Regions from separate parts of the Mus musculus genome. Here all the other regions are linked to region 1. The links are chromatin loops, found by intact Hi-C in ENCODE. Cell type or tissue: left cerebral cortex. All regions are shown on one strand.

What was found. A loop is a pair of places that touch in the nucleus more often than their neighbours do. Peaks named below come from ENCODE experiments on the same cell type or tissue, not always from the same donor. Only the 100,000 strongest peaks of a DNase experiment are listed, where the experiment ranks them.
Region 2: it touches region 1 in a loop (3-fold over the local background); 2 of 42 quality-filtered maps call a loop at or near these places.
Region 3: it touches region 1 in a loop (2.2-fold over the local background); 2 of 42 quality-filtered maps call a loop at or near these places.
Region 4: it touches region 1 in a loop (3-fold over the local background); 10 of 42 quality-filtered maps call a loop at or near these places.

Annotation. Positions count from the first base shown.
Region 1 is chr19:31,655,714-31,663,713 of GRCm38, reverse strand. All of the region lies in intron 1 of Prkg1 (protein kinase, cGMP-dependent, type I), which reads left to right. Among named protein-coding and RNA genes, the nearest start is that of Prkg1, 4.7 kb to the left of the region's middle. In left cerebral cortex, no CTCF peak of the experiment used is centred here; DNase peaks (open chromatin) are centred at 7,125, 7,161, 7,364, 7,640 and 5 more places; H3K4me3 peaks cover 2,178 bases; H3K27ac peaks cover 1,116 bases.
Region 2 is chr19:31,509,733-31,517,732 of GRCm38, reverse strand. The region is part of intron 2 of Prkg1 (protein kinase, cGMP-dependent, type I); the gene reads left to right. Among named protein-coding and RNA genes, the nearest start is that of Prkg1, 150 kb to the left of the region's middle. In left cerebral cortex, no CTCF peak of the experiment used is centred here; DNase peaks (open chromatin) are centred at 3,104 and 3,314.
Region 3 is chr19:31,528,365-31,536,364 of GRCm38, reverse strand. The region is part of intron 2 of Prkg1 (protein kinase, cGMP-dependent, type I); the gene reads left to right. Among named protein-coding and RNA genes, the nearest start is that of Prkg1, 130 kb to the left of the region's middle. In left cerebral cortex, no CTCF peak of the experiment used is centred here; a DNase peak (open chromatin) is centred at 4,770.
Region 4 is chr19:31,342,548-31,350,547 of GRCm38, reverse strand. The region is part of intron 2 of Prkg1 (protein kinase, cGMP-dependent, type I); the gene reads left to right. Among named protein-coding and RNA genes, the nearest start is that of 8430431K14Rik, 130 kb to the right of the region's middle. In left cerebral cortex, no CTCF peak of the experiment used is centred here; a DNase peak (open chromatin) is centred at 3,169.

The DNA of each region.
Region 1 (8,000 bases):
CACCTACTGTACATAGTTTGGACGCGCCCCAGGTGTGTGTCTGACCGTGTGTGTGAGTGGCTGTTGAACGGAGGAACCAGAATCCCCTTCTTCCCCAAAGCCCCAGCCAACCTGGCCAGCCGGAAAATCCTAACTGCAGGCTCATCAGACTGAAATGAAATGCGTTGATATTACCCTGACTTTCCAAGCTCTTGTGGCTCTCCTGGATTTTTCTACATGCCGCCGGCGCTTCATGCTGGTACCGTTCAAACCTGAGGTTCTGTCACCATCAAAGTGTAAAAGAATAAGAAAATATACATATAAAACAGAAGAATTTTTAAAATTTTCCTGAGTTGGATGACATTTACAATCCATAAATGGAAACCTAGTCTGTTGATTTTTTTTTTAAAAAACAATGTTTTCATAATATCCAAGAGAGAATATTACTTGTTTTTCCTAAAAGAATTTTCACATGGTTCCCAATGAACACTTTCATTTCCCCCCAGAGGGTTAATGTGTTTTCAGGGACAGTGTAGTCAAGCACATGCTATTTCCAGTGGGGACCAAGCTGTGTCTCACATTCAGGTCTCAAGCCACTGTGCTGCTAGCAGTTCTTGTGTGTTAGAGAGCAGTGTAGTTTTAGTGTCAGTAGGATTCATAACTTGGATGGGGACCCTGAATGAAACTTGTTACACAACACTCGAGCCCAGAGTCCATATGGAGAGTGAACAGCAGGGATGGGACAGCAACAGAACCAGAACACCATCTGAATGGCATTTTAATTAATAGTAATGACATAATTGGTAAAGCAGAGGATTCTGTTGTCCTGCTCTTAACTACATAACACGGCTGGATGACACATGTTACATAATAACAGAAGGTCCCTGGGAACCCTTTACTTCATAAACACAGGGGATTCATAAGAAGAGAAAGTAAATGCTTGGTTATTGCCATTTGTATTTCTTGGATGGAAGGGCTCAGAAGTACACATTACATACACTTTTGAGAACTTAAAAGTCAAATCTATACATGCTGGCCCTCCCTACCCCATGAGTCATTTACGGGCTTAGCTAAAGACGGAGTTTGGATTCTGTGGAGTAGGGGAGAGTTGATAAGGAGAAATATTTCTGAGATTTCGACCTGACCGTGTTACCATGATAGATGAGCTGATTTCAATTTGTCTTAGAAACCTGAGTGAACCGAATCCATTGGAGCTTTCTTTGGTAAATTAATTTGCAGTCCCTGGCATGTTCGCCTGTTTCAGCTAACAAGGTACATGGCCATGTCTCCTGGGCCAAGTTTTGCATAATGAAAATATAACTCAGAGGCAGCTTTTTGTATCTTTAACTATTCTATAGGATTGTCATTTTAGTATCTGCAGGACTTTGGAGTAACCCAGAACAAAGTCTGCTCTTATTTAAAAAAAAAAAAGACCATTTTAATAGACTTTTAGACTCAGTATGATCAACCCAGCTGATAACTCTAGTTAAGCATTCTATTTGAGAAAGCCTAAAGAAATCCAGGCAAGGGGAATGAACTACAGAATGTGGTACATTTAGAAGACTTTTGACTATTGGTGTGTGACACAAAACCCTCATGTTTTTATAAACATTCCCAGTGGAAAGTAAAACTAGAGAAGAACATACTTGTAGCATCTCTGTAGGACACTGTATCTGTTGAACCAGGCTTTGCACGCCTGTGTTTATTTGATACCTTTAACAGGCTAGGTTGCTAAGGTGGTATTGCCCTGTGAGTTTTGTAATTCTGAAGGATTATATTGGAGAAAATGGTAAGATTCCTTCCAACTTTAAATATTTTTTGAAAAACATCTGTTCTTTTTTTAACACGTATATAAAGGAAGCCAGAATAAAATTGCCTTGAGTGGTAGTGTACTTTTCTTAGAGGAAATCAAGTATATTATATGCAAAACAGTTATTATCCTATGTGGTTAAAGTGGCTGGACAAGATAGCTTCACATAGAACTAAGACAATGTGCCAATCTAAAAACTTTTTTTGTTTGTTTTGCATTTCAATGTATATTGCTTGAATCATTTTATTATTCTGACTTGCTGGCAACAAGTGTTTATGGTTTTAATCTTTAGTGGAACTTAAATGTAATCACTTTCCTGAAGATTAAGTTATGGTTGAGGCAAAAGTATGTAAGTAGACTGAAATTGATTTAGCTGCATGCTCCCCTTAGTTTTGGGTTGTCTTTCCAGGAGATGCAGTTAACTGAGCAGTTGATGCTCTCTTCGGTTATCTGGTGATTGAGGTGAACCATCTACCATTTCCTTACTGTGGCTGCCTTTTGAGAATTACAAGGTTTTAAAACTCCTTTTTGTTTCCTAACAAACAACTGGTTGTCTGAGTATAAAAAGCAGTACAAAATGTAAAGTAACCCGATAACTTTTATCATCTCGACAATTTTTAGTTGGAATTTTCCCTTTAAGGGGAGACCTGGAAGAGAGCCTCTGTCAGACTCTACTACAGGGGAAGACACTTGTGCTGCACCTGTGAGGTTCAGTGGGGATGTTGGTCTTCCGTAGTCTGTATGGTTATAGCCTTTTAACCCATCTTAGGTTATTTATGAATGTGAGGGGAAGGTCTGGTGTAGTGAGTTGGAATCTGTTTATACTTCTGCCAATGAACTATTTAAGAATGTAAAACCACTAGACTCTGTTCCAAAACACATCAGGCAAAAGGGCCCCCTTAACAATGGAACATACAAACAAAGCTAGTCATCTAGTCCGTGAGATCAGGCCAGCCGACGGTTCACATGAACTTCTATTTCATGACATTTCATTCCTAAAGAGGTACTCGCTGTTCCCAAACCTTTTCCATTTTGCTGTCACCGCCTTCCGTGTCATTTTGATTGGACGATCTTGACTTGAATTCCCATCAAAACTTGTTAATGTCTTGTGTGTTTTTGTAAAGCTGTTGCTTTTTACCCCTGAGGTGGCTTCACTTCAGAGAGGGAGATGACAGGTTCTGTTCTGTTTCATTTTTGTGACTGTGAAATAGTCTGGAAGCATCGGAGGTAAAGGAGACACATAGTTTCCTATTAGGGAGGAATTAAAACATAGAAGACCCTGAGTGATTGTCTAAACCTTAATATTATGTATTCCAAGAGAAACAGGATCTCCTTAAATGCTATGTGTTTAATTTTAAAGGAAGTCATGGAATCACACAATTCCAGTGTTGTTATAAGTAGCCTAATATTAAAACATAGATTTCTTCACAGTATTACACTTCAAATGAGCCTTGCAAATCAGCCCAATAGTTGTATGAGATAATACCTGCCACATGGAAAAATACTGTAAGGCACAGAACCCTTGTTAATAAAGAGTTACCAAGGGACCCAACAATGTCGTACGTACAAGTAAATATTTCAGAACGCTGAGTGACGCGAAATGCAGCCCAGTTCACAAAAAGAGTTGGTGGCTTCTGTGGCTCCCATTGAACTGTATGCTATCAGGAACTCCTCTGAAGGACATGCTATTGCATTGTAGGACTTGGGAAGACTGCTATGATGTAAGCCCTTTATACTGTGAGGGGAGCATGGAAGGGAGTGAGGGATGATACAAACCCTAGCCATCATCAGAGACAGGGTACATCCAGAGAATGGTGGTAACCAGCAGCTTTAGTGGAGTGCCATAGAGGGGACGGAGTATCTCAGGTTCTATGGTCTTATAAAGTGTAATAAGAGAAACTTGTTTTTTAGAATGATCCAGAATCGTATGTGTGTGTGTGTGTGTGTATGTGTGTGTGTGTGTGTGTGTGTGTGTGTGTACACGCGCATGTGTGATCAAGTGCTAGTTATTAGTGGTGAAGCTCTCGGTTCTAACCTTCCACTATAACTACAGCAACTAGGTAAGAATATCTAACCTAGCTAAAAAGCAGGCGATGAAGACTCTTGAAGAAGCCAAGTACCTTTCTGCGTGTTCTCATGGAAAACAGCCGAGTTATCCGCCATAGGCCAGCTCTGCAGATTCTTCACATATCTGGGCAGACTGATGTAGATGGGAATGCAATCTTGTTAGTTATTGAAATTCATCTCCCCTGCTTCCGTGGGGGAGTTAAGGTCTGACCTAAGGTTATTATAATACTTTCCAATTTAAGTTTGAACATTAATTTGACATTACAGCCTATGCAGTGAAACAGAAGTCTGTACAAAGGCTTTATCATGTTATACTGGATCATGCTGCTAAATATCCCATTAGGGGGTTTGGATGTACAGTCAAGTTGCTTGCCCATAAACTGGGAGTTACAATGAAAATACTGACAAGCCTTAAATAAAGTAGCTCTAGGGATGGCCTGAGAATATGAATGGCCAGCTTCCTTGCTTGACTGGGGTGCATCTCCAAGCTTGTTATTTCACTCAAGAGTTGGGCTTGGGTTTCTGCTAGGAAAGGGTAGAGTAAGACATGCAGTGTTTCCATTGTTGCAGTTTCCAGGTTATAAGGCATATGGGAACATTTTTTTTTTCCTGTCTGCCTAGCAATGGAGGGTCTCCATGGTATCCTAGCAACCATATTTGAATACCAGGCTGCTGCTCTTTCTGCTATCTCTACCATAGGTGCTGCTGCCCATCCCAAGGAGCTGGGATTGCTGCTAGCATCTCAGGCCCTCTGACTTGAACCTTCCTGGCTCTGAGAACACAAGACAATGTGGCAAATACTCACATGCTGAAATCAGCACTTACCAGCATGCTCAACAGCTTATTATACAGTCACATCTGTGGCATTTTGAATCCTAATCTGAATTGTTGAGCTAGTGTTCTTTGCCACCCCTCCTGTGACAGCTCCTCTCTACTTCCTCACACCCAGCCTTCTGACACCACTTCTAGGCCCTCCCACCATCCTTTGTAATGATCGCCTTCCTTGCTGGCTCCTTAAGGAAAATTTCTTTTGAGAAGTGAAATCTGTACAGCCTGTTTGAACTCCTGTAAGTCCACTTTTGCTGGTAAGGTCAGGGGTATGTTCTCTTTCCCAAACTGACATATAAATATAAACAATAGCACAAAAACTGCAACTACACAAAGCAGATGTTTAATGCAAGGTGGGGTGAACAGTAGTGCGCTTTCACTCCTACGCGTACACTTGTTTTGGAATAGTATTTTATGATCGTAGTTATTAGGATAAAAAAAACCAGGAGAGTAGAGCAGGAGAAGACATTTCAAGATGCAGGGTAGGACAAGAGGAATGTTGTTGAAGCTATGTTCTATTTTCCAGGAGGTTTAAAAGTAGCACTATACTTTGTGGACATATAATTATGCTCCAATATGAGAACAAAGTTTGCAAGAAAGGTAGTCCCTTGTGACCAAAAACTGGCAAAGACCCTATCTGAAAGCTTGCCTGCACTTGGGAAGCCATACTTAGGTATTGGTTGAAAATCATGCAGATGCTTCTCTTCAGACCAATACCTATGGGATGCTTTGGATTTTTCCTTAGAGGTGTCATTGAATCTAACATCAGGGAGGGATTGGTGGTCTGTCTGCGTGCTTCAGTGCAGAGGAAAGGGCAGCATGTCAGCGTGTAGCTGTTCTGAAATACCAGGTTACGGATGATGCTGCCCATCCCTACCACCACCACTACCACCACTACCACCACCACCACTACTACCACCATCACCACCACCACCACCACCACCACCATCATCACCACCACCACCACCACCACCATCACCACCACCACTACCACCACCACCACTACCACCACCATCACCACCACCACCACTACCACCACTACCACCACCATCACCACCACCCCCACCACCACCACTACTATTACCACCATGCTAATTTTCATGGGACACTTACTCTGTGCCAGATATCTTCCCTCTGCTTAACCTGTGTCATGTCCTTTCTTCTGTGTGTATGAGTGTGTGTGTATGTGTGGGGGAGGTAAATGCACATACATACACATTATGTGGGAATGTGCTCACAACATGGGCAGTTCTTGATGTTGTAATATCTTCAATAATTGCTGCCACCTTTTTCCTTCTTTTCTCTCCTTCCTTCCTTCCTTCCTTCCTTCCTTCCTTCCTTCCTTCCTTCCTTTCTCCCTCCCTCCCTTCCTTCCTCCCTTCTCTCTCTCTCTCTCTCTCTCTCTCTCTCTCTCTCTCTCTCTCATTTATTTATATTAAAATAGCATCTATGAATGAACCTCCTGCTTCCTGTATGGGCAAAACTATTTTTCTCAGTGCTAAACCTGGATTCTAAATGCATATTGGGATTCAAGCTCAGGTTCTTAAGCTTTTCCAGCAAGCACTTTATCCACTGAGCCATCTCCTTCTCCCTAGCATCATGGACTGCAGCATGTGTGTAGGGAACATTCTACATTGCTCCCCTTTCCCAGCCTGAGGAAGAGAACACCTAGACTCCTGTAAGGTAAGGCACATGCTTAGTAAAACACCGGAACCAGAATTGGATCTGCTGGAGCCTTTCTCAGCCTCCTCTAGGTTCTTACACTGTCCCAAGGCCTGCAAGGATTAAGGGCTTGTAGAACTGTAGAACCTAAGAATAACAAATAGGCTCTTCTGGGGAAAGTATCTGTTTGCCTGTAATCAAAGAGGAAGCAGCAAAACCTTGGGAGAAATTAGGTAGGACTTTTTTTTTTTTCTTTCCCAAACACGACTGCACATTTGAATCTTCCGGGGAACTTTAAAAATCTCATTGCCTGAGTGTTCCCTCAAATGAATTAAAATCAGACTTTTTCAAATGATGCCTGAGGTAGTTCTTATGTGAAATGGAATTTGGGGAGCCACTGTGATGGGAAGACGACAGGGCGTGTTCTGTTTATAGGACAGAAAATGGAGGACCAGGGTAAATTTCCCCTCTAATGTGTTGAATGCCTCTACAGGCTAAAAATCTTCCTTGGCTTGCAAAAGCAATGGTGGGATTTATTTATTTATTTATTTATTTATTTATTTATGAGATTATAAACATATATTGTCTTATTGTTTATCCTTCTAAGTAAGCATGCAGTGCTCCCCAAAGCCCGTTTCTTCTCAACCACGGTTGCTTGTTAGAAAACTGCTGAGGAAGCTTTTTAAACACAGTTTTGCAGGATGCCACCAGCAGGATTGATTCAGTCACGCTGGGGATCGGGCTTACAGAATAATTACATATTTTAGTCCAGAGTTGACTCTCATCTTCCTTCACTGACAACTTCTTCACTAGCCCACCTGGCTCCCCACGCTGCAGACTACTCCACTTCATACGCTTTGGGAGCAGATGCTGCTCAGAGTGGAATGAGGCAGCTGCAGCTGTGCTTTACCCATCACAGCTGGACTGTCCCTTTCCGTCTGATTCCGGGGTGGACTGCAACAGTCCTGGCCACACAAAAGTGTCACCAGCTCTGTTCAGCTGGTAAGCATGTTTTCTCTTTCCAGCCAGCCACAAGTCCTGGCCAGCCATCAAATACTCATGAGGATCAGGCACCATCCTAAGTTGGTTTTCCAATTTTTGCTCCGGGAAGTGGCCTTGCTAGCAGGAGGGAATGTTTCCTTGAGTCTCAGTTGATTCTATGAAATTTGAAATTGATGAAGGTGAAACAAAGACAAGTCCCTCTTGGAAGAGCAGCGCGGGGCTTGTAGCATTTCTCAGTCTGGTATGAGATGCCTCTGCAGCCAGCTATTTTTTTTTCCCCTTACAGATATTTTATCCTTTTAAGGCAAACAGCTTGAGCTCCGGCTGAGAAGTACTTTCCAAGGAGGTTTCAACGAAAGCAGAGCTAGCGCATCAGCCTCAGCCCCCTTCCCTGACAGTTTGGTCGTAGAGAATAGATCTAGGCTATAGGCTACCGCTGGCTGGTGAGAGGCCTGGGGTACACCTTCAGAGAGGGACCTTGAGGCATATGAGGATACCTACCCCCAGTGCTCTGAGCTCACTGCTGTCCCTATGGTTAGCTAGCTCTCCATTTCCTTCTTGGGTCCAATTCGCAGTTGAAACTCCTCAAGGTATGGGTAATGGTCTCCAATAGGAGTCTGTTCACATTTGTAATTCAAGCATTATCCTCTCA
Region 2 (8,000 bases), 150 kb after region 1:
TGTCCATCCTTGCTGTTACTTTGATCTTTGTCTCATTTGACTTGGAACAAGGAACTCAGAATGACTCGGCAGATTTCTGAAATAGAAAAGCTGCAACATCATAAATGAACGTTGTTTGAAGTGCGTCCATTTATTACAAAACAGTGCATGGCTAATGTGATGCTGGAGTGTGTGTTTTGTAGATCTTGCCCAGAAAAGCACAAAGACAGGGAGATCACTGAAGACTCATCTTTAGACCTAACATAGAAGATATGGAAGGTTAAAATATGCACAAAATTATCAAACATTATATCAGTGTTCAAGGCAGCAATCACCATTAAACCAGAGCTATAGATTATCTGTCTTGATATCAGTTACCCTCGTCCCATGCTGAGACTTACACTTATGGAGAAAGCACCTGTAGTGCTGTGTTTGTAAATAAGAAGCTTAATTTAAGTATCTTTATTTCTGTAGTGAGTTTTCATATTTAGTACAGTCTCTGGTGAGAAGGGATACATGGATAAAAATAGATTTGTTTTCAAAGTTAGAGGATGTACTTGTGTTAGCGGGGCTGAGTAGAACCAATGTACTCTGACAAATATAATCTGCTTTGAAATTTTCAGAGTTTTGTAACAATACAGGGCATATTGAATGTTAACTGACCACTTAGTCTTCCATTAAATGATGATGTGAGAAGACAAGATAAGGATCTCTTTCTGTGACAGAATTTTATGTCAGTTCGTTACCTCACAGTGGTAGTTACTGCTGTAAAACCCTCAAATAACAAAGATTACAATTATGTCTAAATTGTTATATACACCAGCCAGGTCCACAATATAACTAAGGTGTCCAAATTAATGAAGATGATAAGTCTCTATTGTATGCATTCTGAGAATTATAAAGCAGCATTATGAGTTATACCCTAACCCAGAAATCTGACATCTGAAATGCTTTCTTGGCTGAGAGATGCCAATAGGGACCTTCCATACAAATTTTGTATGGAAGGTCACATACAAATTTTCCCAAATCCCTAAACTCCAAAATGAGAAACACTTCTGTGCTCAAGTATTCTATATAAAGGACATTCAGTTTGTGTCACCCAGCTCCTTAGTTAATAGTGACTTCTTAGGTTGGAGGATGAAAGTAAAAGTCAGTGTTTGTACAAGTTCTTTGGTTTGCAGCAGCTGCCTCAGCCATGGTGAGAACGTTAGTCATTAAAGTAAATGTATTCCCCCAAAGAAAGGAAGATTGGTAAGTGAAAGCTATTTTTCTCCACTATGTCCTCTGCATTGATGGGAAAGTTGAACTTGCCTTTCAAACAGGAAAATAATCAACAGTAGATTAATCCCTTTGGATAAGCTAATAATGAAAGGAAGATAGTAATCTGATCCAGCCAGAGGTGTCTACACAAAGTCCAGTCATCAGCAGCAGACAGGGAAGCCCAATGTTCTCGTCTTCCTTTCTTCTTCTACACTTTCCTCTGGCAAAGCAGGAGAAGCAGACAATATGTCCCCACTGCCATTCTTTTGTCTACTGCAAAGCCTAATTTAATTCAGATTAAGTAGCATATCTTTTCTTTTACAGCAGGCCTAAAGTTGAAGCTTGAATTCCAAATAGAGCATGGATCAACATTGTCTCCTCTGCCTCAGTGGCTTCATGGGTCCACACACTCCTGCATGAACTCTGTGATGCTCTAATTATGCCCATGTTCTGCAATATTTAATTTCCCCTTTTCTTAGAAGCCTTAACCTTTTTTCCAGTCTTTACTTCATTTCTTTAAAGGCTGATTATCTTGATTTGTCTATTTCATAAATACATTTTCCTCCTTCTACTTTCATATGGATTTATTTTTTTATTTTTAAATTAAAATATAGTTATACCATCTCTCCCCGTCCATTTCCTCCCTCCAACTCCTTCCTATGACTATCTCCATGATAAAATTTTCCTACTCCAAATACGATATTTCAAGAAAGATATCACAGCTTCATAATACGTATACAGTTATTTCCCGAATAAAACTCTAGAAGTAGGATTAATGGATTAAAAATACATTGGCTCACATAGTTCAAATCCTATGTTGAAGAATGACTAGAGACAGTGAGGCCTGGCTGTGGGTAGAGTGTAGTTCATTTCATCCTTTTCCTTCTGAGGACATCACTGAAATAAGAGAAAGTGTGCTGACTAGCATTAGGATTTGGTAAATTTCTTTTGTCTGATCATCTTGAAAATGGCTTCGTGGTATCTTCGTTAGGATTACTACTGTTTTAATGAAACACTATGGCTAAAGAAACTTGGGCAGCAAAGTGTTTATTTGGCTTACATATCCTGAATCACAGTCCATTTAGGGAAGCCAAGGCAGGGACTCAAACCCTGGAGGAACTTGGAGGCAGAAGCCCTGGAAGAGTGTGGTTTACTGTCCTCTTCCTTACTGCTTGCTCAACTTGTTTTCTTATAGCATCCAGAGCCACCAGCCAGGGGTGGCTGTATCTACCATATCACTAATTAAGCAAATGTTCTCCCACCCAAATGTAGTGACACATGCCTTTCACCCCAGCACTTGGGAGGCAGATACAGTTGGTTTGGTATGAGTTCAAGGCCAACCTGTTTTACAAAGCAAGGTCCAGGATAGCCAGGGCTATTGCACACAGAAAAAAACCATGTCTTGGAAAACCAGAACCCAGCCCAAACCAAACCAAACCAAAACAAAACAAATGCCTGATAGGCTTGTCAAAAGTCAGATCTTACAGGGACAATTTCTCAGTTGATGACTATAGATAATGTCAAGTTGACATAAAACTGACTAGATATCAAGGTTGTCTGCATTTATGATTGAGAAAAATTTCCCTGTGATGTTATACTTTGTTGTGACTGCAAAAGTTATTTGATATATAAGCACAGCTTTTCTTTCATTTTTTTCCCCACCTACAGGGCTTCTGACATGTTCATAAACTGCTTCTTAGCTGCTCAAAAGAATGGACTTCCTTGTCACAGAAGTGTGCAGACTCTCAAGTAAAACGCAAGCCCTGTCTCACCCACCACTGTGTTTATTCCAAGAGCAGGACTTAAGAGGCCCACATATGGTTGAAATTATAGAGAGGCCTGAGGTGGGCAGAATCTGAGCCAATGAACTCATCCACCTTGGAAATAATCCATGAAAACTCTTCGCCCATTTTAGCTAGGATATTACTTTCCATTCTCTACCCCCTACCTTCACCCTCCCAGTAAATGTAAAACAACTACAAATTCAGCATGGGTGACAAAAATAGGAAGAAGGGACTTTGGTTTAAAATACATGAAAGGGGATGTGTATCCTATTTTGGTCTGCCTTGGCTGTTATAAAAATTCCACACACTGAAGAGCTTATAAACAGAAATGTCCTTCTCACCAGGTCCCTGATGATCAAGGTGCTGACAAGTACACCATCTGTTGACATCTCCTTTCAGACAGTTGGTGCCTTCTTGGAGTGTCTGTGTGGTGGAATGGGCTGTTTGTCTAAAGTGGAGTCTGTTTTATAAAAGCAGTAATCCCATTCATGCAGTGGCTACCTTGGGTTTGACACATCCCTCCCAAAGTCTCTACCACCTATCCTACCCATCATGCTATGGGATTTCAACTATGCAAATGTAGGGAAGATAAGTGATCCATTTCACACACTAAGCTATTACTTACTTTATTAAATATAGTTATATCATAAAAGTCTCCTAGGAACTCATATTTGCTGATTAACTTGCTTAATATGTTTTATTTCCTCAAGGAAAAAATAAGATCATTTTAGCATATTTCCCCCTTTAAATCTTTTCTGGGAGAATTTTTCTCTTTCTGAGGTAGCAATTGCATTCATATAATAATTTTCATTTACTGTATGTGATAGATTCCTACTAATATTGTAATGCAGTGTTTAAATATTCTCTCCACATATTAGGGATTGCATTTTAGATGGAGACAGCTTTGGACTGATATTTTAACAATTTCATTGTCATGAAAATTTAGGACACAAAAGTGTTACTATAACAGAAGTTGATTAAGGTTTCCATATTTAAGAAAAGGGTCAGAGAAACAGAATTCTTTTACTCGATGCTGGTTTCTTTTCTGTCACTATAATTAAATACAACAACGAAAAGCAGCTTATAGAAAGAACAATTAATTTTGGCTTATGGTTTCCGAGGATTAAATGCCCATAATGTAAAGAAGTTATGGGAGAAGGGACAGAAAGCTGATGGATCGTTTCTCAACCACACACAGGAAGTAGAGAGAATAAGCAGGAAGTAAATCGATGCTATATACCCATAAAGTCCACCCCAATGATGTACTTCCTCCAGCAAGGCTGAACCTCCTAAGTGTGCCATAACCTCTCTAAAGAGTACCAGTTACTGAGGACCAAGTAAGCATTCAAATATGGAGATGAGGCCTTTCTCTACCAAAATAAGAACCAGAAATAAATTTTGGCATAATATGGAACAAATTACCTAAAATATGTTTTCTTTTAGAAAGAAAAAGTTCCATCACTTGAATTTACACAGATTTATTATGCTTAAAGGCGTTCAGTAATGTTTCACATTTATTATTTTTTAATAATACTTTCAGCTATATATTGTTCGAATATGAAAATGTGTATCTGAAATTTAGTAAGTTATCCGTGATGTGTCTCATCAGTGAAGAGGAGGGAGAAGGGATATGATTTGATTGATAATCTTCTTTTGAAGATTTTGGTTATTTGAATGACTCAAACAATGCAACGAATGCCAACTTGATTAGAACTTTACATATGAACAATTTTGCAGAGACTCAATGGAGTATTAATGGAATGTGAGGATGTCAGATGACTAGGATTTGTTCAATCTTAAATCATGAAACCTATCTTAACACAAATGACTGATAGGAAGGCTTAATAAAAATATCATTCCTATAGTTTTAACAAGACTGCATATAGAGCCAGTGAGATTATCCAGTGGTTAAAAAGACTTGTAGGCAAGCCTGTTGATCTGTGTCCAATCTCTAGAAACTACAGAATAGAAAGAGACCTGACTCTACAAGCTGCTTTCTTCTCCATATATATTGTAGCCTAGGTAACACACACAGAGGCACACACATGCACACACACACACACACACACACACCATTCACACACACACACACACACATGAGAGAGAGAGAGAGAGAGAGAGAGAGAGAGAGAGAATATAGATAGTATTCAGAGTGACAAAGACACTCACACACAACATTCAGAGAACACACACACATAGACACACATACACTATAGAATAGGTGTGGTAGTTAAGAGACAACTTATAGGGAGTGGTTCTCTTCTACACCACATAGGTCTCAAATATCAAACTCAAACTCAGGGTCTCAGTTTTTTGGCAAGTTGTTCTGGTGCAGAGCCATCTCCCTCAAACATTTTACCACATTTAACTTCGATTACTAGAAAAGATCTGTTGGCTTCCAGGTTGACAAAAATTACTCATTGTTAAATCTCAAATGCTTGATTTGTAGCTAGTTCCCCCCCAAAACGTTGTGTTGTTCCCTGAACAGACATTAGAATTTGATGCTAAAAGACAAAATGGACCACTGCAGTGGAGGAATTCCATATGGAGAAAGCTGTATGTATCAAGAGGTACAGCATAGTATCACCGGGGATGTGCAGTGTGGCCACTGGGACATGAGGGATTAGGAAAATGGCACAGCTGCCTCACCAAGAAATGCAATATGTCTTGAAGATGGTGGGTGGCAGTTGAGTCTTCTCGTGGCTATCTCTGGGCAGCTCTACTTCAGAGCAACCATAATCTATGAACATTTCCCCGGATCTCCTAGAGCAGGTGGAGAGAGTTTCTCTAAGCCCTCCTGTGGTACACAGAGAAAGCCAGTCTTGTGATTTGCCCTTGCAACTCCATCATGCCAGGTGTTGAGATCACACATTCTTTGGTCTAAATGTTAGCATTCCAGAAGTTTGTGCATATGTCTGGGATATTTTTTCAGATGTTTGAAGGGCTGGAGTAGCATGCTTTAGCCTAAAAGTATTATTCTTGTCTCCCTTTTGAAAACTTCACTCCTCAGTAGATTCGGATGCTCAGAACACATATAGAGGCTGGGGATATGGGACTAGGGACATAGTCTCTGCTCTGAACCGTCTTCTACTATCTCTTTTTCGAAGTGGATTCTTCCAAAACTGTGCCTCCACAAGTGGCTTCTAGGGGCAGTCAGTTAATTTTAATTTGATGTTGCATTTCCTGCTGAGTTGATTTGGGAAGTGCTATAATTTAACCCTGTATGTATAGCTGTCCCCTAGTCATGGGTGTGATTATTTTCAGTGGCACTTTGTGTTTAACAAAAGATTTTTAATTAGTTTCTTCTAGATAGACAGATGGGGGAGAGAGAGAGAGAGAGAGAGAGAGAGAGAGAGAGAGAGAGGAGAAGAAGGAGGAGAGAGAGGAGGGAGGGGAGGAGGAGGGGAGGGGAGGAGGAAGGGAGGGGAGGAGGAGGGGAGGGGAGAGGAGGGGAAGGGAGGGGAGGAGGAGGGGAGGAGGAGGGGAGGGGAGGGGAGGGGAGGGGAAGGGAGGGGAGGAGGAGGGGAGAAGAGGAGAGATCCTAGCAATCTTCAGGTATGGTTTTTAAGCACATGGAGTTTCTTCTTAGAGAAGTTGCTTTCAGTGTGTATTGTTGCATATTCCATAAACTGATGAGCATTGCTGCTGGAAAGCCAAGTAATGATTTTTTTTTTTTTTTTTATTTTTTTTTTTTTACTCTGCTGCTGTAGTGATTTGTACCTTCCTGAAGGTCTTTTGGTGACTTCCATTTTATTAATAATAACACTCCCTTCCTAGACTAATGAGACCCTACAGGACATAGATTCTGCTTATGTTTTCTGCACTCTTCTCTTCAGCCCCCAAGTATGGTCTCTGGAACTTTCAGGCCTGTGCCTGGAAATCCCTAGATTTGTGTTGCTACCTTCTTTCTCTTGCTACTCCTACCCTGAATGGATTTTTATCTCAGCACGCATCTTCCCCAGGAATCCTAGCCTGACTTCTTTGCCTATATAAAAAAAAAACTTATTTTAAGCCTACATATTACTGACATGTTTATACTGATTAGTTACAGTTTCACCCTATTCTTACCCTGATTTGGTTAACATCTTTCATTTTCATCAAGAAGTAGAAACTATGTCATTGTATCTTGGGATAAATTTCCCTGGCATATTGTCACATCAGGCAGTGAAGAGGTATTCAGGTATTACTTGATAAGTGATTGAGTGCATTCCACTATATTTAAACACCTGTAGAATCCAGGTTTGGGCAAAGGAGTCATTGGTCAATTGTTTTTCTCGTCCTGAATCTTTGCATTGCCCATCCTAGAACCAGACTCGTCTATTCCAACAATGTAAGGGCTGTATATTCCACTTCCCATTCCCAGCGGTTTAGGAAATCATGAATCCAGGTGGAAGTGGTGAAGTCTGGAGTCAGCTGAAGCTGATATCAAATCCTTGCCATGCAACTCTGATGATCAACCTTAGGTCCTCTGAAATACATCGTCACCTTTTTAAGACTCAGTTTCTATTGGGTAAATAAAGTCGATGGCACTCAGTACTCCATTTCTGAGACTTTAGGGTACCTATCAAAAATTTAAAGTTCCTAAATGTAACCAAGGGATGTGGCTTTCAAGCACTGTACTGTCATAGACATGAAAATATCACTTACAGCATTGTTAATGATAGTGAAAATCTAGTAATAAGTGTTCAGAAAACTGGTTAAACTAAATAGCTCTTGAATGGAAAACACCTGCTGAGGACTAATCAAATTCATTTGGGAAATTGATATTATGAAATATATTGGTTCTAGATAATACAAATGATTTAGATATAGAAAAAAATCTCTAATATATAGAGGGAAATGGAATCAATTTTAGAAGGCTGTGAAGAGAAATACATCAAGACCATGATACTGAGAACACCATTCATGGTGGGTTGTCTCTGAGCTGGCAGGTAAGTGAGGCACAAATGTCTGAATCGGGGTGACATGTGGTTTTCA
Region 3 (8,000 bases), 130 kb after region 1:
ATTTTCTTAATTTACATTTCAAATGTTAACCCCTTTCTTCATTTTCCCTCTGAAAACCTCCCCATCCTATCTCCCTCTCCTCCTGCTCACTAACACACCCACTCCCTGTCTTGCCATTCCCCTATACTAGGGCATAGAACCTTCACAGGACCAAGGACCTCTCTTCTCGTTGATGACCAACAAGGCCATCTGCTACATATGTGGTTGGAACCTTGAGTCCCTCCATGTGTACTCTTTGGTTGGTGGTTTAGTCCTTGGGAGCTCTGGGGGGTACTGGTTGGTTAATATTATGGTTCCTCCTATGGGGCTGCAAACCCCTTTAGCTCCTTGGGTCCTTTCTCTAGCTCCTCCATTTGGGATCCTGTGCTCAGTCCAATGGATGGCTGTGAGCATCCACTTCTGTATTTGTCATGTACTGGCAGAACCTTTCAGGAGACAGCTGTATCAGGCTCCTATCAGCAAGCACTTGTTGTCATCCATAATAGTGTCTGGGTTTGGGAACTGTATATGGGATGGATCCCCAGGTGGGACAGTCACTGGATGGCCTTTCCTTCTGTTTCTGCTCCAAACTTTGTCTCTGTATCTCCTCCTATGGATATTTTTATCCCCCTTCCAAGAAGGACCAAAGTATCCACACTGTGGTCTTCCTTCATCTTCAGCTTCATGTGGTCTGTAAATTGCATCTTGGGTATTCTGAGCTTCTGGGCTAATATCCACTCATCAGTGAGTGCATATCATGTGTGTTCTTTTGTGATTGGGTTACCTCACTCAGGATGATATCCTCCAGATCTATCCATTTGACTAAGAATTTCATAAATTCATTGTTCTTAATAGCTGAGTAGTACTCTATTGTATAAATGTACCACATTTTCTGTATCCATTCCTCTGTTGAGGGACATCTGGGTTGTGTCCAGCTTCTGGCTATTATAAATAAGGCTGTTATGAACATAGTGGACCACGTGTCCTTACTACATGTTGGAGCATCTTCTGAGTATATGCCCAGGAGTGGTATAGCTGGGTCCTCAGGTAGTGCTATCTCCAATTTTCTTAGGAACCATCATACTGATTTCTAGAGTAGTTGTACCAGCTTGCCATCCCACCAGTTATGGAGGAGTTTTCCTCCTTCTCCACATTCTCACCAGCATCTGCTGTCACCTGAGTTTTTGATCTTAGCCATTCTGACTGGTGTGAGGTGGAATCTCAGGGTTGTTTTGATTTGTATTTCCCTGATGACTAAGGATGTTGAACATTTCTTTACGTGCTTCTCAGCCATTTGGTATTCCTCAGTTGAGAATTCTTTCTTTAGCTCTGCACTCCATTTTTAATAGGGTTATTTGGTTCTTGGGAGTCTAACTTCTTGAGTTCTTTAAATATATTGGATATTATCCCTCTATCAGATTTACGATTGGTAAAGATCTTTTCCCAATCTGTTGGTTGCCATTTTGTCCTATTGACAGTGTCCTTTGTCTTATAGAAGCTTTGCAATTTTTTGAAGTCCCATTTGTAAAATCTTGATCTTAGAGCATGGGTTATTGGTGTTCTGTTCACAAAATTTTCTCCTGTGCCCATATCTTTGAGGCTCTTCTCCACTTTCTTTTCTATTAGTTTCAGTGTATCTGGTTTTATATGGAGGTCCTTGATCCACTTGGATTTGAGCTTTGTACAAGGAGATAAGAATGGATTGATTTGCATTCTTCTACATGCTAATTACCAGTTGAAACAGCACCATTTGTTGAAAATGCTGTCTTTTTTCCACTGGATGGTTTTCACTACTTTGTCAAAGTTCAAGTGATCATAGGTGTGTGAGTTCATTTCTCGGTCTTTAATTCTATTTATTTGATCTACCTGTCTGTCACTGTAACAATATCATGCAGTTTTTATCACAATTGCTCTGTAGTACAGCTTGAGGTCAGGGATGGTGATTCCCCCAAAAGTTCTTTTATTGTTGAGAATAGTTTTCGCTATCCTGGGTTTTTTGTTATTCCAGATGAATTTGGAAATTGCTCTTTCTAATTCTATGAAGAATTTGATTTTGAATTTTGATGGAGATTGCATTGAATCTGTAGATTGCTTTCAGCAAGATGGCCATTTTTACTATATTAATCCTGCCAATCCATGAGCATGGGGGTTCTTTCCATCTTCTGAAATCTTTTTTCCACCAGTCTTCTTTTACTGAATTAATAAGCTCCCCAATTAACACCTTCAATATGCCTGTGTTAGCAAGGAGTTGCATCTTTCTGCTCCTGTGCTCACCGAATATTAGGCATCAAGATAGGACCATTTGTTCTTCTGAATATAGTATCCATTTGCAGTGCTTTGTTCTGTTTATGTGTGTGCTCATGTGGTATGGGGCACACATGTGTGGGAGGGTATGAATGTGGTGTGTGTGTGTGTGTGTGTGTGTGTGTGTGTGTGTGTGTGTGTTTTCTTTTTTAGTCCAGATGTTAAGTTTCAATATTATTACTCAGGAGTCATCCACCATACTGACTTTTATCCGAAACATCTACTTAAACACAAGGCAATTGGACAATGGTCCTAACAGGTTCTGTGTGCTGTCCACTGAGATATCATTGTTCATTTGTTTCTCATTGATCTAAAGAAGACCTCAACACCACAAGTGATTAAATACAGCCAAGGGAGTCTCTTGGGCTTTGTGAAGAAATATTTGGTTCCCTTTGTAAGTATTTATTGCTATAATCAGTAGCCTGATGAGCTGCTAGAAGCCATTCTCTCATTAGGAACAAAATGGTTTCATTCACTAGAAATTGCTCCCAATATTCTCACCTTAAATCGCTAACCATGATAAATGATTCAAATTTTTCTATGGGTATGAATTAAATTATAATTAAATACATTTGTTCAGACTTTGTAGTGAAATACTTTATCCAAGAAATGCAGCATGACCACTCATTCCCTTTCTTTCTTATATGCTAGGAGTAAGTGTTGCTAAGTGTTTGTGTTGACATATAATCCCCAGTGTGAAGATATTGAAAGGGGGTTCTTTTCAGATATAGCTAGGTCTCATAGGGTAGAACCTTCCAGGATAATTTTGGTTACTTTAGGGGAAAAGTCTGAAAAGGATCCTTTCTTCCTGAGTATCACAATATAATAAAGGCCACAATACAGCGAGAAGCTGTGGGCAGTTATCAGTAGCTGCAAACCACTTGGATGATTACTAGTAGACATCAACCTCATCTCAGACATTCACCCCCCACAACCATGCACTATATATATATATATATATATATATATATATATATATATATATATATATATATATATATACATATATACACACACACACACACACACACACATATATATATGGTGTTTATAAGCGTTGTTATAGCAACTGAACCTGATAGATAGTAAGTGAACAGGTTGCTTTATGTAAGAACATACTGAGATGCTTCAAGTAGGATAATGGAGCTATTTCTGCAGTCGTTTCTTTTGAACAGATTTACTGAGTGTGTATTATTGTACTGGCTAAGAGTTAAACGAAGTGTCATAAGAGATTCCATAGATGGTGTTGGTGACACCTTCTCTAGAATCCTTTGGATGGGTGCCCCCCGTTACCCAGTTCTTGGAGCTACTATTTGTTTATAAATTATGATTATGGTTGCTCCTCATGTGCTGCCTCTGGCTAATAAAGATGCAGAGTCCAGAAAGACTTGGGGAGTTTCATATATTTTGCAAAGTGGCTGATGGCAAATTATCTGGGAGGAAGGAAGAGAGGGAAGGAAGGAAGGAAGGAAGGAAGGAAGGAAGGAAGGAAGGAAGGAAGGAGGGAGGGAGGGAGGGAGGGAGGGAGGGAGGGAGGGAGGGAGGGAGGGAGGGAGGGAGGGAGGGGAAAAATCTCTGTGGGATAGCCTATACTCTAGAGACTAATCTATTTCCTGACATAGAAGTAGACTCAGGACATATTTCTCTTGAAGCTGCCTCTATGTCTGGCTCTCTCTGCTGTTGTGAAGTTCTTTCCCTTACTCTCCTATAGATACACTTTCTCCTGAGACCACAAAATCAGTGTTTCATGCTCTTTCTCCAGAAAAGGTATCTACTACATATACAGACAGTGGTCAGAGCATTAGCACAGAATCACCTCTCCTGCAGATAGCCTAGACTTACTTAGAAGACATACAATCTTCTCAAAGAAGGCAAAATTAATAAGATCAGTGGGTCAAGCTTATAAATTAAAGGAGAGCATAGTGTAATTTTGAAAGACATATGACGATAGTGCTTGGGACTTTCCAGAAGAAATTCTTCAGTTGTATTATAGAAGGGATAGAAAATCTTTGAAACAAAACGATTTAAGGTTTGTTTGAGAATTACAACAAGCCCGTTTTATGTGCTGGGAAATGGACAGTTATCATCACACCATGCTATGGTATACTTTGAAAGCTAGGAAAGGTGCTTGCTCTAAACTTAAAGGCCAGTGTCTGTTTCCAAACATCACCTTAATTCTGTTGAAACTACCTCAGCTGATAACAGACTTGCTACCAAGAAGGGAGATTAGTTGTGGGAAATAAAAGCGGAAAGGAGCAGCAAGCTTAACAGAGAGATGAGAAAAAGTGGCATTCCACAATGGTGCTGGGTATGGGATGAGGAGGGATATCTCAGAAGCAGAGTTGAAGAGTCTTGGAGTGTAATTGGATCCAGAGAGCAAGAAGGGAAGGAGAGAGAACAGCAACTGGGTTTGTCTAAGTGGTGACCTCTTAATGCTTTCCCAGAGTAGAATTACTGCGCTGAAGAAAGCGAATGTCAGCATTCTCTCCAAAAAAATGCAAACACTGTTGCCAGGGGTGGTGTGACTCAGTCAGCAAAGTACATGCTGTGCAAGCATGCAGACCTGCCTGTGATCCCCATCAGGCACAAACCACAGACACAGGGGCATGCACAAGCATTCGTGCTGTGAGGGCACACAACACAGACACAGGGGCATGCACAAGTATTCGTGCTGTGAGGGCACACAACACAGACACAGGGGCATGCATGAGCACTCGTGCTGTGCGGGAAGCAGAGAAAGATACAAATGTGGGGAGTTGCTGGCTAGTTAGTCTCTGGCCACCACATGCATGTACCACTGTGTACGTGTGCAGAGTTCTACATATGTGTGCATACTCACACACACACACACACACACACACACACACACACACACACACACACACACTCACACACTCAGATTTATAACTTTTTAAAAAATACTGAATGAATTTAATGGGATGGGATGCAGTTTCAATGTCGTGTTCAATTCATTGTGGAATAATTATGTGTAAATTTAAACTTATTGCCTGCTTTTTGTCAACAGTCACATTCATGAGCTGAGAGAGGCGAACGAACCTTCCTTCTTAGGTTTTCATCTCCATCCCATCCGGTTCTGCAGCCCTTCTTTCTGTAGAAGCTGCCACTGCTGTTGAGGTAGCTGCTGCTGGCTTTGTGCATGGAAAAAGTATTGTTGCTTCTTTTATTTTTACTTTTTGGCATTTCCTGAAAGTGTAATGCTGTGCTGTGAGGCCGGCGGTGATTTATGACAGAGCCTTATCCGGACTGTTTTCTGACTAACGGCCAAGAGAAAATGTGAAGCCTGAATGAAATTTTCTAGGCAACCAAGGGCACAGCAGGAGATGTGGCAATGCTTTAAGGAAAATAAATAAATAAATGAAAAGCACTATCAGCAAGTCCAGTGGTTAGTATTATAGGAAGACATTGACTCAGAAGACCTGGGCTTCAATGCTACTTCTGTTAACTGCAAGTTTTACTTTTTTTTTTTTTTTGTAAAAATCCTTTAAATTCTATGGGCCCTATGGTTCCCCAATTATAAAGCAGTACTTTCTTAAAGGATAATCAAGATGATGCAAGTTTCCTAATATTTGCAAAGTGAACTTTGGAGAGTTCTTTTAAAGCTAGTCTTAACTCTTTGAAGGAAGGATCTATTTTGAATATTGCCTTACCCTGTTTTCTTGCTGGTGCACAGTACCACATGAAAGCTTGTGGCTAGCCAGGTGATCTTTTCCCCTGGGTCCTATATGTGACGATCTGTGTACTTCATTCTTTTATGGTTGGACTTAGAGAGGAAACAAGAAACGAGGAGCTATTTTGCTATCTAAAACAAACAAAATAAAACTTTTTTCTCTCTTGCTTTGGCGTTTCTTGGTGATGTACTTCTCTTAGGATGGATGAAGTTGGCAGCCCCACCTCTGCTTTCCTACACAGTTGTACTATTTCTGATGAACCGTTGGAGTCTGTAACCATTAGAAGAGTTTCCTGTTGAGGTAGCTGCTGCTGACCGAGTGCATGGAAAAGCTGTTGTTGCTGTCTTTTTATTTTTACTTTTTGGCATTTCCTGAGAGTGACAGGAAGATAAAAAGTGACCTGCTGTTTGGTCCTCCTGTGACTCACTGCAACAGTATCTCATCCTGAGTATCTGAGCAGCTTGCCTCTGTGTGTCCATTCCTGTGTTCCTTCACCTTCCTGTACATCTACTGGAAAAGAATTCCAATGCTTACTAACCTTTCTGCCCCCTGCATTCTAGTGTACACTTGTCTTATTCCTTTGGTAAGATCATACTCAACAGAACAATATTTATAGTGAGAATATCTCTCTATCTCGCTCACCACATAGCTGTTCTGCTGCAGATAGACATCAGTTGTCATTAGTCACACTCTACAGATGAGAAACTGGTGAGGACAGAACAAGTACTAGTGAGTCCAGACTGGAAATGTAGCTGTAACTGAGCTTTCTTTTCTTTTCTTTTTTCTTTTCTTTTTTCTTTTCTTTTTCTTTTTTTCTTTTCTTTTCTTTTCTTTTCTTTTCTTTTCTTTCCTTTCCTTTCCTTTCCTTTCCTTTCCTTTCCTTTCCTTTCCTTTCCTTTCCTTTCCTTTCCTTTTTCATAGACCTAGGGGGCTTTTCAATCTCTGTGTCAAGATCCCTAAGAAGAACCCCATTGCCATGAGCCACACTGAGTTGAGAATGTGCCTGGTTCTCCTTTGGTGGTTTTATGACGTTATGCATCGATGGAGGTCTGTGGGGGTTGATGGGATGATACCTGACTTTCTGTGACTGACAGCTCAAGTAGTCAGCAAATGTGCTGCCTGATGCAACAAGCTAAACAAAGGAGAACAGATGCCATTCCTGAACATGGTTGTCCTCTTCCCTATGGATGTGTCTGCTTATGTAATTGCTTTTCCTGCATTATATATATATATTTATATCTAACTTGAAAGAATACGTCTTCAAAGTATAGCTTTGACAGTTGTCCCTGGTCAACCTTTCTGTGGCCTTTCTCAATCCTCCTCTTTGTGCCTAGACGAGGCCCCCTCAGGTCATGTGACTTCTCATATGATTGTTCATTTTTCTGCATCTTTTTTTCACCAGTTAGACTCTGAGTTCAGAGCATCTCTGTGTCCTTCATATTTATTTGGTGGTGTGTGTAAACACCAAGTGTGGGTAGTAAATGTGTCAATGGGAATGTAAATCTTTTGCCTGAAACAAAAGTCCACTGAGAGTTTATATTAGGCTATATTTGAAACTTAGACAAGAAGCAAGAAATATCATCACTTATTTTGTTATTGTTCAGTCTTCTGTGTTTTATTGTATTTGTTCCAGTGAAAGAAGTTTACATGCATACTTTTCAATTCTGTTTTAAGACATACCATGATTTTTAAGCTGTTACTGGTCTGTTAGGAATGTACCCACTACCAGTGACAGAGCCAAAAAAATATTTTTGGTTTACTCAAATCAGAATTAAAACCAAAGGTCGTAGAACCAAACAGACTCCAAGACATAGCACACACTCCAAGGCATAGAACACACTCCAAGGCATAGAACACACTCCAAGACATAGCACACACTCCAAGGCATAGAACAAACTCCGAGCTCTTTGAATTACACCACATTGCTGCCATCTTCCTGTGGAAACTGGCAACCAGGATAGAGCTAGGGTTTAGGTACAGTTCTTGTGGGAAAATTATCAGAAAGATCGACTGATCTTTCCTAGGTCA
Region 4 (8,000 bases), 310 kb after region 1:
TTAATTGGAAGGAATATCATTGTCTAATATTATGGTTGTAAAAGCTCGCATAACTGAGATGGGAGTATGGCTTTTATCAGAATGTGGAACACTCTTACACGTGGCCCCGTCATGCTATGCTTACTCTGAAACGCTGACTCTCCGAGGCTGATGGAGAGAGAAGCAGTGGAGAGGGAAGGGAAAGAGAAGATTCGTTTTTAAAAAGTCAATAAAGCCTCAAGGGAAAAAAGGAAGGGAAGGGGCAATCACAAGACTCAAAACTATCCATGAATCTTTTAAGCAATCCAAAATGATTCTTGGAGTGAGGGCAGATGTTGAGTGAGTGGAGAAATGCAGTACATGGCTGGAAAGTAACTTGTGTTGTTTCTTTATTGAAAAATAGTCGAGAAAGAGGGAGAAGATGAGCTGGGCAATGGTGGTGCATGCCTTTAATCCCAGCACTTGGGAGGTAGAGGCAGGCAGATTTCTGAGTTTGAGGCCAGCCTGATCTACAGAGTGAGTTCCAGGACAGCCAGGGCTACACAGAGAAACCCTGTCTCCATAAAACCAAAGAAAGAGAGAGAGAGGGAGGGAGAGAGAGAGAGAGAGAGAGAATACATGTAAGCCCAGAGTCAATCTACTGATTCAAATATGTACATGGACGATCCTGTACAGTTAACAGGATGCTTTGTTGAATGGAGGTAAGGGGGAGGGAGGGAGAGGAAGGAAAAGATAGAAGTGAGAGGAAAGAGGGCGAGGCTTCTGGAACCGCCATTTGCTTACTCAGTAGTGTTTAAAATCTTGAACTGGACCGAGCCAACAAAGGTGCATGGTTTAAGACGGTGGTGAGGAGTGGCCAGCATGTGCCAAACACCAAAGGAGCAGTTGATTGATTGCCAATGAGAAATTGCAAAGAAATTAACAAGTTCCTTCCAAATGGTATTGTTTCAAATTTCGAAATAAACCCATCATTGTTTACTTTTTTAAAGAATTTGACAACTACATTATTTATTATTGTTGTTTTTTGTTATTATTTCCTAAGACTAAATAGTATTTCCATGTGACTTCTATAAAATAGTATTTTTGTTTGTTGAAAACTTCATACATGTATTGAATCTACTTCACCTCCAGGTTTCCCCAGGACTATTAGCTGTAAACTCTCCCCCCCCCCCAACTTCACATCTTCTTAAAATTATTACTATTATTACTATTATTGTTATTATTATTTTGGCCCACTGAATTCAATTATTTCTGCCCACATGTACGTAGCTATGGGTCATTCACTGGGGCAAGGACAACCTGTGAATCCTGAGCAGTCTGACATCCAGATCTAAGGGCCAACCATAATAAGGAAGGAGCCCTGTGGCTCCAAGCTGGCAGGCAGCAAATGCCACATGTCCCTAGATACTCAGCAAACCTATCTGTCATCCCTACCTCATTCACAACTGAAAAGTCTTGTGAGCTTGTATTAAAGTTTTTACAAGAATTAACTCATATCCTGATATCAGGCTATCTGGACTCATTATCACAACATCATGATAGATTATATAGCAGGAATTTAGAACTACCATGTTGATTTTTAAAAATTCTATGAGCTTAGGCAGTTAAGGAACCATCACATGTGAACCTACAAAGTAACACCTTTCCCTCAGGAAACAGAACTGTTCGCATTGTAATTCAGAATTTTAATTACATGTTCATATTCTCCAATTAATTAGACTGGCTTTATATTTAATATTTGTTCTAGTGACTCCATGCCTTTTGTGTGTATATTGTTTGGGGGTATTTTTGTCTTATTGTTTTTTATTCATTTTATAGTTTTTTATGAGTTTTTTTTCTTTTGAGAGAAAAAAAGAATATGAAGTTGGTTGGGTAGAAAGTTAGGGAGGATCTGAAAGGAGTTGCAGGAGGAAAAAGACTATGATAAAAAATTTTATGAAAAAACAATACAAGAAATTTTTACATAAAATCTGAATAAATGTTAGAAAACAGTTATATAGTAGAAAAAAAAAAGAACTGAAATGTTGCTTTTGAAAATCCTGGAAGGAGATTATAAATACCAAGCATAGATTATTTTGTTTTACATAAGAAGTGTGTAGATTTTGATATTAACAAAAACGTTGGGCATTTTGGGGAATATAAAGCTAACTTTTATAGTCACCTAATTGATGGATCCAGCATTTTTTTTTAATCTTATGATCTGTCATAAACCTCTTTGGGATAATATCTTTGTCCAAGACTACAAAAAGGCATGACTGAAAAAATAATGTCAGCATTTATTACACAATATGGACAATCACAGGCCTCCTGGTTAAGATTTCAAATCCAGAAGTGGTTATATTGGCCCACTAAAAAACACACCTCCTTGCAGGACCGCCACTTGTCCCTATGACCCATTATTCTCATGTCCACCTCTTCTCTTCACACGTACACTGGTCCGACAGTTTTTTGAAGAAGAAAAGAGGAAGGAGAACATGCAGCCTGGGTGAGAGCTGTGGATGCCTTTGGGGAAACTATCTTGCTCCAGAGATCAAGCTGAGTCTCTGGAGGTTTACAGTTTTCAGCCAAGGCTGCACAAATCTCTGGAAAGTGAGGATTCTTATCTGTTTTTCAAATAAGAAAACCAAGGCCCAGGAAGTTTGCTTGTTGTCAGTATAGATGCCAGTTATGATTCACAACAAGCCTCATGGCTTCACTCCTTTCTCACACAACCAGCCTCAAGTCCCCCCTGCGTGTAAGAGACTCTTCCAACGGCCAAATGAACCAAAGAGGTTTTGAAGAAAGCACACCCAGATACTGACCTGGCAGCCTTTAGCTTAGGGAAACTTATTCTCATTCCTAATTTTATCATGAACATTTACTCTATGAATAATACACAAAAATGTGTAACTTTACTATATTTATATTGAGACGCCATTAAAAAGACAAAATATATTTCCAATTGCTCTCCAGTGATACCTCCTCCTGTGTCTTTATTTATGTGGGGAGCTCAAATATGTCACAAGTCATGAACAACAGTCACAAAGTCAAACAAATGGTAGCAGCAACCAAAAGCTCATTTTGACCCAAAGAAACACATTTGCATGGGATGACAAATAATGTTTACCAGTCTGGATTTGTAAGAGTCCCACTTTTCACACCATGCATCCTACCCTCTAGATTTGCTGCAATGTGAATCAGAGTAAAGTCTCAAACACATCCTCCGCCAAGTTCTTCAAAAGCTCCGTTCATTCTCCCTGACTTCTTCCAAGAACACAAAATTGATCATACAGCATCTCACCCGACTCAGCATTCCCAAATTGCCTTTAGCTACACTGAACCCTGGATCTTTCAACCAGTCAGCTCTTCCATGTTAAAGGTAGGGATGTGCATTAACACGGTAAGGGTACCACTCAGCTGTATAGAGGTGGTATGTCATACTCTGTTGTGGAAGAATGACAAGAAAAAATTAGTTACTGGCTGTTTAAGAGTAACATTGACCACTTCCATAATTAGGGCCATAAAATGGTAAACTAGATCAGAGAAACTGATTTTCCTTTACTTGGGAGAAGAGTTATAAAACACAATAAGACCGGATCTTCTATACATCATTAGTATAGCCTGGATCAGACATGTTCCTTGGAACCTCATGTCTTAAAGATATGCCTGTCACGTCTTGGTATTATTGGAAGGTGGTAAAAACATCAGGACAGGATTCCAGCAGAAGGATGTTGTGTCACTTGGTGTGGTTGTGCCCTGGAAGGATGAAGTGGGAGCCTAATCTTGTCCCTTCTCTTTTTGCTTCCTGGATGCTATCATATGAGCAGTCTTGCCTTATCATGAGACTCTAACACAACATTCTGCCTCACAACGGACCCAGAAACAATAAAGTAATTGTGGATCAACGCCTGAAACAGTGAGGCCAGGCAAATCTCACCTCCTTTGGGATCATTTCCCCACCCCCACCCCCAGGATTTTGTCACAGTGACAAGAAGCTGAATAATCAAAGTCACTATGAAATATGAGTAGTGGTTTAGACACAGCTTGCATATTACTGTTACCCCATCTCAGCCATGCCATTTCCTGTATGTGGCCGTTCAGCCTGGCATTTGATTTATATGTAATCAATCCTGTTTGTACTTGGAGTCCTCATTACAGTTCTAGAAAAACAGTTCTACCATTGCAAGTCAGAGCAAATGTAACTATCCAAGTAGAAATCAAACAGAGCACCATGTGAAAGCTACCTTACATTCCCACCACTGTGCACGAGCCATTTGGGCTCCCTTTTCTGCCTTCTTAACTTGTGCTTTTTAGGTTCTGTAGGAAGATGATCATGTACTTAACTCTTTTAGGCTTCCTTACTGTGGCCTTCCAGCCAGTGTGGTCTAGACACATAAGCAGGAGAAATTATAGCTCGTTCACAATGTAGCCACCTGACTCTAAGACAGTGCACCACAGTAGAAAGATGGTATCATTTCCTACTTTTGAGTTAATGCTTCAAACCCTGGAACTATGAACAGAATTGCAGAGTCCAGGGCATTATCAATAAACTACAGTTAACTCAGAGACTCTGCTTCCCAAGTCTTCATCAACTCTTAGGCTCTGTCATCCGACACTATCATTTTTGTAGATTAAAGGGGCCAAATATCAGCACCTTCATATAAGCTAACTTAGAAAAACAAACGAAACATAAACAAAACAATACTCATTACTAATATATACGTGTAGTATCGTTCATGGGACTAGCCAGTTACATAGACGTTGGTTGTCTCTCTATTTGGATGTAACGGCATATATCATTGCTAGTTATTGGAAATTCCATTATCTGAAAAATGTAACATAAGAACAGAATTGACAAAGATGAGATATAGTTAACCAACTATCTAGCTTGAGTTTATATAAGGAATGGGTGAGAAGGTACCCAAGCACTCGTAGCTTGCAGATGCTGGATAAAGTTAACATATGGATATGCAACTTTCAGGTGTGAGTCAAGCTGCAGTCTGATAGAAAACTAATCTGGCAAACACATTTACCAATGCACTATTAGGGAATCCTACTGGATCACCTAGCAGGCAGCCATGATACCCCTATCCTTTCACACCAGGGTCATCATCCAAGAGAAAATGTTCATAAATTATCTTCTAAGAAATATTATTGTTTAGAACCACAGAGAGGTAGAGCAGGGGTTGCTTTAGATTGTTTGGGGATGGAAGTGACACATTTTAGAGTTTCTGGTAAAACAAAACATTTTTAAACTAAAAGCAAAGCACAGCTCTGTTTTAAGGGCTCTATTTTTTACCGCATGCTTTACAGTTTCAGTCAATTGGAAAAGTAGTGCGTTGTGATTTTTATTGAACCCATTTGTTACATTCTATCACTCAAGCAGGTTTCTCTAATTTGACATCAAAACTTGGTGAGAAATGATGTCTTCGGAGTCAGGCAGTCACAGATGTAGATCACAGGTATGTTGTCTCAGATCTTCCATGAACTGCTGAGAGATGGAGAGGATGAACAGTAAACCCCCAGGAGTCTTATGTGGAAAAAAAAATGGAAAGACTGGCGAAACAAAACAAGATTTAACAGTAACCATGGCAACCTTCATGGATAAGGAAGAACATGAAGCTCTCTGGTCATTACGATTATTGTATTTGAACATTTATTGACTGGCTGCCTTGGTAGAATCAGGGATAATCAATTTTTTTTCCTCAGGAGGAACAAATAAATGGGGAGGAGGCTTCCCTTTAGGGAAGCCAGTGCACTGCAAGGAGTTTTAATGAAGTCAGGATTTTCAGATGACAGAAGATTGTTAAGCTGCCTGTGCCAAGCAGGGATTGGTGTTTTTAATTTAGAGATTATGTCATACAAGGGACAGTTAGTGACGTTTATGCTGAAGATAACTGACAGGCTAAAAGATGTATGATAAAAATCAGTAGTAATCTGGAATGAAAGAAGCCAAAGGTTATGTTTCAGGTGAATCAGGGAAAATCCACGAGGCTTGTGGGGTTTTTTTTTTTTTTTTTCACCGCATCTCCTGGAGTCCCTGGGGCAATATTTGTTTAGTGTAACAGCATAATTGAGGCTCTGATTTATGAAAGGGCAAATGTTTGCAGATCCTAACTTCTGCACTGGCTCCATTGTCTCTTCATAGCAGATATAAAATATGAACACCAAATCATGGCTAGAAAACAAAAGCGCAGCTGACAGACAGGTAAGCTAAAGTTTCTTCTACACCTTGGGATTCGCTGTAATCTGAAAAGCACCAGATTTTATGGGAATCCAGATTCCTCTTTCTTTCTTTCTTTCTTTCTTTCTTTCTTTCTTTCTTTCTTTCTTTCTCACTCTCTTTCTCTCTTTCTCTCTTTCTTTCTCTCTTTCTTTCTCTCTTTCTTCCTTCCTTCCTTTCCTTCTTTTTTTTCTTTCTTTTTAAGATTTATTTACTTATTATATGTAAGTACACTGTTGCTGTCTTCAGATATCCCAAAAGAGGGCATCAGATCTTACTATGGATGGTTGTGAGCCACCATGTAGTTGTTAGGATTTGAACTCAGGACTTCCAAAGAGCAGTCAGTGAGTGCTCTTAACAGCTGAGCCATCTCTCCAGCCCCTAGATTCCTCATTCTTAATGAACTCTCAGCTAGCATCTACATCAACAGGGACGGTTCTTAGAGTTAGAAGACTTAACTTCTTAGGTAAATAGATCCAACTGGGACCTCTGGAGAATCCTACTTCCGGGGCAGAATCCTCAGACTGGTGAAATGAGCACATGTGGGGCTGAGAACCATGGCACCTCTTTAAAAGGTGGATGACAGCAAGCTAATTTGGTTTACTCAGTGTATTGCACTTCTTACAGTTACAAACATTGGCAGATCACACGTGAAACCCTCATTTCTGTGTCTTCCTGAAGCAGCTATTTCTACCAGGCTGCCACCTGTTAGGTCTGTGTGTTCTGTGTCCCAGCCAGGCCACCCCGCCTCAGTCCTCCCCTTGTCCGGCTCTGTTATTTGTTCCTTAGAGGCATTTATTTTTCAGCCCTCACCTAAGAGTGTGTGCTACTGCTTGCTTTTGGGTGCATGGTGTGCAATCTTCTTTTTCCCTTCTTCTCTTTCAGCCCTCAACTCAGATATGGCAAAGTATTAAAAAATTTAGCCTGTATTGTTCACTAATTTTAGAATTCCCATGGAAACACTGATTTAGGGGGAAAAATACTTATACAGGAGTCATGGGCTGGCAGGCTCTAGTTGCTTGATTCTATAGTTAACATCAAAGTCATGTGAACTCTGTCTTTGTTTTTCTCATCTGTAAATTTAGGCACCAAACCAAACATTTTTGGAGAGGCTATGACATCACTAATTGATGGTTTTAAAATCTTTTGGTTGTGAGGTTTTTTTAAAAAGAGGGTTTTACCGTGTAGCCGAGGCTGTCCTTAAACTCACTAGCTCACTAGCTTTGAACTCAGGATCCTCCTATCTCATCCTCCTGGGTACTGGGATTCACATAACAAACTGGACATTTGCTTACTCTGTGCCAAGCACCCTGGAGTCTGTGAACTTTGAAAGGTTCCTCACAGGAAACTTCTAACCTGAGTGTTCAGTTATTTAGTGTTACCCAACACTCATGTTATATCTGATGTATGATTAATAACCATATTTACTTCATTCCCCCCAAAGCCTCTGGATTGGATAAGAGATCTCTGGGCCTTGAGGAAGGACTATAGAGCGAGTTTTGTAGGGAGAAAGACAGGGTAGGATGCTGTAAGTCTGGGTGAACTCCGTGGCTATGCAGGATATGGCTTTGCTTCTCAGAGGACGGAGGCTGGGCCAGACGGACATCCATTCAGATGCTTTGGTGTGCCTCCTGCCGCCAATGTACCCTGTTCTCCGGCATCCCAGCAATCTTGGTGAGCATGCCTCTGCCTCCAGGCAGCTCTGAGGAGTAGGGATATGAGCTTGAACACCATTGGGAGAGTATTGCACGGTTACCATCAACTTCAGCTGCCCCAACTCAACAAGTGGCAGGAATTGTTTTCTGTTTTTATTCTCTTT